Regions from separate parts of the Homo sapiens genome. Here region 1 is linked to region 2. A link is a contact called in ENCODE Hi-C or POLR2A ChIA-PET data. All regions are on one chromosome and are shown on one strand. Each heading gives the region's core, a stretch centred on a gene start or an enhancer-like site at or near the end of the contact. The rest is flanking DNA. Distances are from core to core; before and after follow the strand shown. Region 1 overlaps GRK3 (G protein-coupled receptor kinase 3). Region 2 overlaps GRK3 (G protein-coupled receptor kinase 3).

Region 1 (4,109 bases), core at 1,135-3,634, 74 kb before region 2:
GGTCAATTTCATGCTTGTCTTTGGTTTTATGTTGTCTGAAAGGGCTGTGACTGTAGAAATAAAGAATTGTTCTATCAAAATATGGCATCAGGTGATATAGAACATATCACTGACTAATATTTGGGTAAAGTATGATGTCCTATCACTATTCATTCAAAACTGGAGAAATGCAAAAGCCGTAAACATTTATCATTTCCATGGAAGAACTGGTGAATAAATGCTAGGTCCTGAAATAGCAAGACTTGTATCTTACTTGAACTGCCTGAATCTCACTTCAGTGAACTTGTGGCCCTAAAATACGCTGTTCCAATGGAAACATCATTAGAAAAGAATATATAACTAGCCAACAGGTAATCATGAGAATAAAAGTCATTTATATAACATTTGTCATATGAGAGTTCGAGCTAAACAATAACTTTCATGTACATTTTTCAGAAAAATGGATATTGGTCCCTCAAACAGCCCAAGGAACAGCAGTTGAACCAAAACATGAAGGAGATGAAATGATTCACCCCTAGAAACCAGTCATTTTAAGTAATACATCCCTTTGATGAAAACAGAAACTAACCGTGCACCAGCAGATTCTCCACAGCTCTGAGCGCTTCCTGTTTTCCCTGTGCAGAACCCGACTCCAGAGTCAGAAAAGCTGGGTTCAAGTTGTGACTTGTTGGTTTAGTGACTGTCAGCCACATAGAAACCTTCAGTATCAATTCTTCATCTGTAAAGCGGGGATCAAGCCGCATACTTCACAGAAGCAGTGAAGGGAAAAACTAAAGTGACATCTATGCAAGTAGCCAAGACAATGGCAGTACACGGTAGGTACCTAATACAGTAACCACTGGTGAAATTAATAAAGATAACTCTTACTTTATGAAATGAATGTCTACTTGGTGAACTATGTAAAACAGATTATTCTCACTCTCATGTTTTAAAAACTTTGGAGAAGCTGGCTTTCAAAGGAAATCTTATCATTAAAAGACACTATTAAATATGCAAACTAAATTACCATGGTTTATTTTTCATTTTGAAAATTAAAGGGACACATATGATTGACTTTTCTTATAACAAGATGTGCCTACAAAGTAGTCATCTTATAAATTTATTTATAAGGCATATATGACATAATCTGAGGCAGGCAGGATATTATGCAAAATATTTTAATATTAACTCCATAAAATGGATTAGAATGTTGAACACATAAATCAGAGATTCTAAAAAAGAATTAAAATGCCACTTATCTTGCACTGCTACTTACTGCTACTGAGCTGGTCATCCTACTGAATTAATTAGGTTATACATTGAACTATCTTTTGAGATTATTACATTTCAGGCCATTTATTGTCTGAAACACTTTAATTTTCTTTTTGTACAAGAGAGGGCACTCTAGTCCTTTATTTCCTTCCATATCATGCAGTGAAACACAAACTAATTGCCATCTCTTAAAAGCATTAATTTGGGAAAAAAAAAAAAGATCAAAACAAGGTAAATTAGCACCCAGCAAGCATTTGTTAACTTTTAAAACAGATTTTGATTGGAAATATTCTTTTTGCCTTATTTCCAAGGAAAAAATGTACAATTACCACATTTAAAAAGCAGATATAAAAGCAAACAATATCTGTTATTTATAATTTTTAAAAACATACTTGTATCATTCTTTTATACAAAATGCACAGAAATATTAACATGTTTGAGGTTGCAGAGAAAAGGAATGAAAGTTTATCAAATCTTATGAAAACCTTAGTCTCCCTGCTTGACACTTAGCTGTTTCCACCCGACGATGTTCCTTAATGTATAAAAAGGGATTAAGTGAAGATCTCCTGGTGTTTTGACAAATCCCTCGGACCTGGCTCCTGCGTGCAAAGCCAGAGGACCCCACTCCTGCATCTGGTCCCGATGTACTTGCAGCCTGCTGTGTTCTGACACAAGCGCTCTGTGCTAAATTTAAAAAGTCTTTCATGAGACCACAGGGAGGCTTGCGAGGGGACTTGGAGTTAAAGTTAGTGGTGCCAAAACCATTTCCAGCACATGGGCCCCATTGCTACAAATTCCATTTATAAATATAGCGATTCCATGTCCGGCTCAATGAGAAATTATCAGAAAATGCTCTTCAGCTATTCAAGTCTATGCTGCCATGTTCAGACAGTTTGGTCTTTCAAGTTGAAATCTTGATGCACATCTGTTTCCAATATATTCTTGATTATTCTTTGTGAACAAAGCCAAAGACTTGGTTTCTATTTTGAAAAACGTTAAAGAAAACCTATGATAGTAATAATCTCCATTCTGAGTGAGGCACGTGGTGTGCACAGATCCTGTGTGATCGCAGCTGCTCCCTGATGCAGCCGCTTTAAATAGGAGACAGTAACAGGCCTGTCAACAGCTTACAAGGCACGGCCAAGCTCTTCCCATGCAACATGCTGGCTGCATCAGGGAGCGTTGTGGGAAAAGAATTCACATGTCCTGTGGTCAAGTGCAGCTTTCTGAACTACAGATAGAATGGAACAGCTGCACGTTTCCCCTAAATGAGTTGGAAAATTGTTCAGGACATTATAAATGATGGGAAAACACACATCCTGCCCAAGTTAGCTCTACATCATTTTCATGGGCAAACAATGGGTTCAAAAAATTATGTGATTAAAAACTCTCACATCAAAAGTTAATTTCAAAATACCCAAAAGAGGCCGGGCGCGGTGGGTCACGCCTGTAATCCCACACTTTGGGAGGCCGAGGCAGGTGGATCACAAGGTCAGGAGATCAAGACCATCCCGGCTAACAAGGTGAAACCCGTCTCTACTAAAAATACAAAAATTAGCCGGGAGTGGTGGCGGGAGCCTGTAGTCCCAGCTACTCGGGAGGCTGAGGCAGGAGAATGGTGTGAACCTGTGAGGCAGAGCTTGCAGTGAGCCAAGATCACACTACTGCACTCCAGCCTGGGCAATAGAGCGAGACGCCGTCTCAAATAAAATAAAATAAAATACCCAAAAGATGGCATGTTATATTAAATGTGCATTTCAAACCTAAGCCAGTAGTTGCCAAAATATTTATAAACTTTCCTTTTTCCCCTCCTGGAACAAACTCAATAGCGCCAGCAGCACTCAGTTCTCCCTAGGCCACTGCCCAGGCTCTCCCTCATGTCTGACAACTCCACGGGGAGACAATCAACGGTGACAAGCTTAAGATCGAGGCCACTGTCACATCAATTGATTTCCTTAACAGACATCTTAAATCTAGGTGAAGATCATGATGGCAGCTCCACAGATTTGCAACATGGATGCATCTTCCTACACAGACGCTCTTAAGTATCTGACAAAGTCATCTGAAATAGAAGTAGTGACCAGCACTCAAAGATAGCACATATGAGCGGCTCAGTCAATCACTGTGAGTCCAGGGATGCAAAACACCTTCTGAAGCCTTGACATCTTTCTCCCATCCAGACTCCTTCTCCAAGTGCCTTGCAGTATTCTTGTAGGGGATAAAGACAAAATGAAGTGTGCAGAAAGGTGTTTCAGCAGAAGCAAGGGGGCACGCTGGTCACAGCAAGGAGGATTAAAACAGAAAACAGAGCGGCCGGGCGCGGGGGCTCACGCCTGTAATCCCAGCACTTTGGGAGGCCGAGGCGGGCAGATCACGGGATCAGGAGATCGGGACCATCCTGGCTAACACAGTGATGCCCCGTCTCTACTAAAAATACAAAAAATTAGCTGGGCGTGGTGGCGGGCGCCTGTAGTCCCAGCTACTTGGAAGGCTGAGGCAGGAGAATGGCGTGAATCCGTGAGGCAGAGGTTGCAGTGAGCCGAGATTGCACCACTGCACTCCAGCCTGGGCGACAGAGCGAGACTTCGTCTCAAAAAAAAAAAAAAAAAGAAAAGAAAAGAAAAGAAAAGAAAATAGAAAGACCCTTCCTTGGTGGCCATTGATTCCACCTCACTGCACAGCTGTGGGAGGAGGGAGGGGCATTTGCTCTGGGGCAGTGGTCCTCACCCTCGGCACTGTTGACATTTAGGGCTAAAGGATTCTTTGTTGGGGTGTTGCGGGAGCTGTCCTGTGCCTCATAGGATGTTGAGCAGCATCCTTGGCCTCTACTTAGGGGATGCCAGTAGCAGCCACTTCCC
Region 2 (4,288 bases), core at 214-2,713:
ATAGGAGTGCCCATTTTGAAACCCACTGCCATACCAAAAGTGTGTTCTTTAACTTTGGGCTTTTTATCAATTTGAAAGATAACAAAATAACATTTCAGAGCACCTTTGTGTTTCTCTTATTTTTGAATAACATTGAAAATCTTTTCTTAGGTTTAAGTTCCATCTGTTTCCCCGTTTTAATGACCTGTCTGTCTCTCAATAGGACCTTTGCCCAGTTTTACCCTGGATGATGGGGCTTTTGCATAGAAGGTTCTAGGGCTTTTCTGTATTGGGATTTGCAAGTCAATACTATTGCTTAAGGAATCCTCTGTATGTCCACCTCTCAGGTACTTGGTCAGATCCATGTGAGTGATCTGTGTGTCTGTTCCTGGCTCCTTGTCATTCCTGGCGTTGACAGAAATGCCTCTAGCATCCTCCTCTTAAACATGACAGTGGCCTTTGAAATAGACAGCCTGCATGATGTTAAGGATGGACACATCTCTTCCTAGTTCAATAAGTAGCAGCTGGTTCCTCATTTGTCTCCCTGACTAGGCTGTGGGCTACAAGAGGGAAGTGGTCTGTTTTTGTTTATTTTTCTCTCTAATCTCTAGCACAATGGCTAGTACTTAATTGGCTCAATGAACGTTGGATAAATTTACTTAAAGGAAGATCAGATGGTTGTGGTACAGTCACAGATGGTTTCAGGAAGACATTAAGTGCAAGCTAGACTTGGAAAGATTAACGGGCTATAGAGTCAGGAGAAAGAATGAATCAGTGCTCAAAGGCAGGAAATTTAGCTTGAGATAAGGAAAGAGTGTGACTTCAATTTAGGCAGAGCAAGTTCCTACAGGGAAAAGGTGGAAGGTATGCTTTATTACGCCAAGGAGGCTCAGGGAGGGTTGGCCTTCAGCCACCAGGCTAAGGGATCCAGCCTCAGAAATTCCAATACTTAATATTTATCAGTTATATAATCCTCTGCTTGCTGAAAGCTTCAAATGCCAAAAAGCCTGCTGGGGAATAGTTTTTAGTATAAGTGGGCAATTGTTTCATAAAAAATAAAAACTCGGCTCTTGAGCCCAGTTCTGAGGATTTTAGAGAAGAAACTCTTTCTCCCCAACATGGGAGTCCCTGAGCAAGGCTGAAGGTAGGTATTATGAATCTGTCCTCCTTCCCCTTCCCCAAGGTACTCTGCAATATGACACTTATCTGCCATGACACCTGTCCCCAGATGGCCCTTGCATCCTCTTCCCTGTCCCTAACCTTACCTAAAATAGGTACTTGGGTGTCAACACCTATACACTAATAGTGCCTGCCTACCTCTGCCCCACTGAATATTTCTATTAGAATGTGAAGATGTTATCAAAAGCCTTCAAGACTCAAAAGACTAAACCCATAACAGTGGAACACCAGGTGGTATGGGTGCCACTGCCAACCCACTGGGGGCAGACGATAGCCCTGACTGTGCACCGATCTTCAAACCTGCAGCCTGGTGCTATGCCGCCCCGACCAGCTTGTGGTTAGAGCTGCTTTTCATATTTACTGTGAAATCTAATGCATATAAAATGACTACTTGCTAGAGCAATCAGATGGTTTCTGTGATTATTTTGCCCCAATTCATTTTAACTTATAACCAACTGAATATAATAATTTGTCAATTAAATAACAGAGGTATTTTTTTAAAGTCATCTGGTAAGTTGTGAATACCTCTAGTGAGAGTTCACTCTGAATGTTTTAAAGGGAGTAACACCCAGTGCCTTAATAGCATCCCGGAAGTGGGGATATCTCTTGCGGAAATGAAGTTGGCTTGATCAGTGAACACTCCCTCTCACTCCCTGTACAAGGGAAGGGCAGTGGACACAGCTGCTATTCCCTGATCCCTACTCAAAACAGCTGCCCAAAGGATCCCTCTATTTCCACAGATATTCATCCTATCACCCATCCCAACAGTGCACAAACATCTGCAAGTCCTACGGCAAGACGACTTGGAGACAGGTGCGTGGGCTAAGACTTCACACTAAGAGAATCATCATCGGCCTGGCGCGGTGGCTCACGCCTGTAATCCCAGCACTTTAGGAGGCTGAGGCGGGCAGATCACAAGGTCAGGAGATCAAGACCATCCTGGCTAATGTAGGGACCAGCCCCACAGGGTCAGTGGGTCTCTCCCCATGTGCGGCGACGAGAGAGTGTAGAAATAAAGACACAAGACAAAGAGATAAAAGAAAAGACAGCTGGGCCCAGGGGACCACTACCACCAATGCACGGAGACCGGTAGTGGCCCCGGATGTCTGGCTGTGCTGTTATTTATTGGATACAAAGCAAAAAGGGCAGGGTAAAGAGTGTGAGTCATCTCCAATGATAGGTAAGGTCACGTGGGTCACGTGTCCACTGGACAGGGGGCCCTTCCCTGCCTGGCAGCCGAGGCAGAGAGAGAGAGGAGACAAAGAGAAAAACAGCTTACGCCATTATTTTTGCATATCAGAGACTTTTAGTACTTTCACTAATTGACTACTGCTATCTAGAAGGCAGAGCCAGGTGTACAGGATGAAACATGAAGGCAGACTAGGAGCATGACCACTGAAGCACAGCATCACAGGGAGACGGTTAGGCCTCCGGATAACTGTGGGCGAGCCTGACTGATGTCAGGCCCTCCACAAAAGGTGGAGGAGCAGAGTCTTCTCTAAACTTCCCCGGGGGAAGGGAGACTCCCTTTCCCGGTCTGCTAAGTAGCGAGTGTTGTTCCTTGACACTTTTCGCTGCCGCTAGACCACGGTCCGCCTGGCAACGGGCATCTTCCCAGATGCTGGTGTCACCGCTAGACCAAAGAGCCCTTCTGGTGGCCCTGTCTGGGCATAACAGAAAGTTCGCACTCTTGTCTGCTGGTCACTTCTCACTGTGTCCCCTCAGCTCCTATCTCTGTATGGCCTGGTTTTTCCTAGGTTATGATTGCAGAGCGAGGATTATTATAATATTGGAATAAAGAGTAATTGCTACAAACTAATGATTAATGATATTCATATATAATCATCTCTAAGATCTATATCTGGTATAACTATTCTTGTTTTATATTTTATTATAGTGGAACAGCTCGTGTCCTCGGTCTCTTGCCTCGGTGCCTGGGTGGCTTGCCGCCCACAGCTAACACGGTGAAACCCCGTCTCTACTAAAAATACAAAAAATTAGACAGGCGTGGTGGCAGGCGCCTGTAGTCCCAGCTACTTGGGAGGCCGAGGCAGGAGAATGGCATGAACCTGGGAGGCAGAGCTTGCAGTGAGCCAAGATCACGTCACTGCACTCCAGCCTGGGAGACAGAGCAAGACTCCGTCTCAAAAAAAAAAAAAAAGAGATTCATCATCTAATATACACTCTTTATATTAAATGCTGCAAATAACAGTTTGATACTAATGGCAGTTAAAATCATTGTGTGCGGAAACAGAAAGTTAACCAAAAAAGAAGAGTCAATTCCTCAGATGTGTAAAATACTGAACTAGAAGCTTTAGAATTACAAAGAGAAAATAGCGTCAGAGATGAGCTTTGATCTCAAGGATCAGTTGGGAAACATTAAAGAGGCACCTCACAGTACTATACTTTCCACAGTAAGCGCCAAATGAATGCTACAGACAATGAGTAGAGCAGGAACATCAAAAGAGATTATTCATAGTCAGAAATCAGGGTTTTTTGTTTTTGTTTTTGTTTTTAATGATGGAGTCTCACTCTGTCACCCAGGCTGGAATGCAGTGGCGTGATCTAGGCTCACTGCAAGCTCCACCTCCCGGGTTCACGTCATTCTCCTGATTCAGCCTCCCAGGTAGCTGGGACTACAGGTGCCCGCCACCACACCCAGCTAATTTTTTTGTATTTTTAGTAGAGAGGGGGTTTCACCGTGTTAGCCAGGATGGTCTCGATCTCCTGACCTCGTGATCCGCCCGCCTCGGCCTCCCAAAGTGCTGGGATTACAGGAGTGAGCCACCGCGCCTGGCCAGAAATCAGGGTTTTAAGCTAATCCTTGAATGGTGAATCTCTCTGAAGAGCATAGGAAAGGAGGTGGCCTTCCACAGAGGGAGACAGACTGAAAGCAGATGCGGGGTGCCAGGAGCATGACGCATGTTCACAATGAACGCTGAAATTAAAAGATAAGGAAAAAAAAGATGGAGGCAAGTTCTGGGTACCTGAGTGACAGGAACAAGCTGACTGCACCCTGCAGTGGGGGCTTAGGAAAGCTTCGGAATGCAATCACACCGTGACCAGACTATGTTTTCAGACTGCCGGATAACAGGAAAAGAGCTGGAGATTGGAAGTGCCTGATCCTGAC

What was found. Hi-C counts contacts between places; a loop is a spot of excess contacts on that map. ChIA-PET counts read pairs that join two places held with the same protein, here RNA polymerase II (POLR2A). Pooled maps may share reads with other maps.
Region 1: a pooled map shows a loop between it and region 2 (2.4-fold over the local background). The contact joins two enhancer-like sites. A Hi-C loop is called at or near these places in 2 of 37 single-sample maps with no recorded cell type and 9 of 50 pooled maps. POLR2A ChIA-PET finds 5 or more read pairs at or near these places in 2 of 52 experiments (BJ and activated T-cell).

Annotation. Positions count from the first base shown.
Region 1 is chr22:25,699,451-25,703,559 of GRCh38, reverse strand. It overlaps GRK3 (G protein-coupled receptor kinase 3), which reads right to left. Exons shown (of 21, transcript NM_005160.4): 14 at 1-50. Among named protein-coding and RNA genes, the nearest start is that of MYO18B, 41 kb to the left of the region's middle. RefSeq lists an enhancer at 543-642. Within about 2 kb of position 2,384, at least 5 of the 41 ENCODE cell types and tissues checked have a DNase peak (open chromatin) inside an H3K27ac peak, as active enhancers do.
Region 2 is chr22:25,623,951-25,628,238 of GRCh38, reverse strand. All of the region lies in intron 2 of GRK3 (G protein-coupled receptor kinase 3), which reads right to left. Among named protein-coding and RNA genes, the nearest start is that of GRK3-AS1, 61 kb to the right of the region's middle. Within about 2 kb of position 1,463, at least 3 of the 41 ENCODE cell types and tissues checked have a DNase peak (open chromatin) inside an H3K27ac peak, as active enhancers do.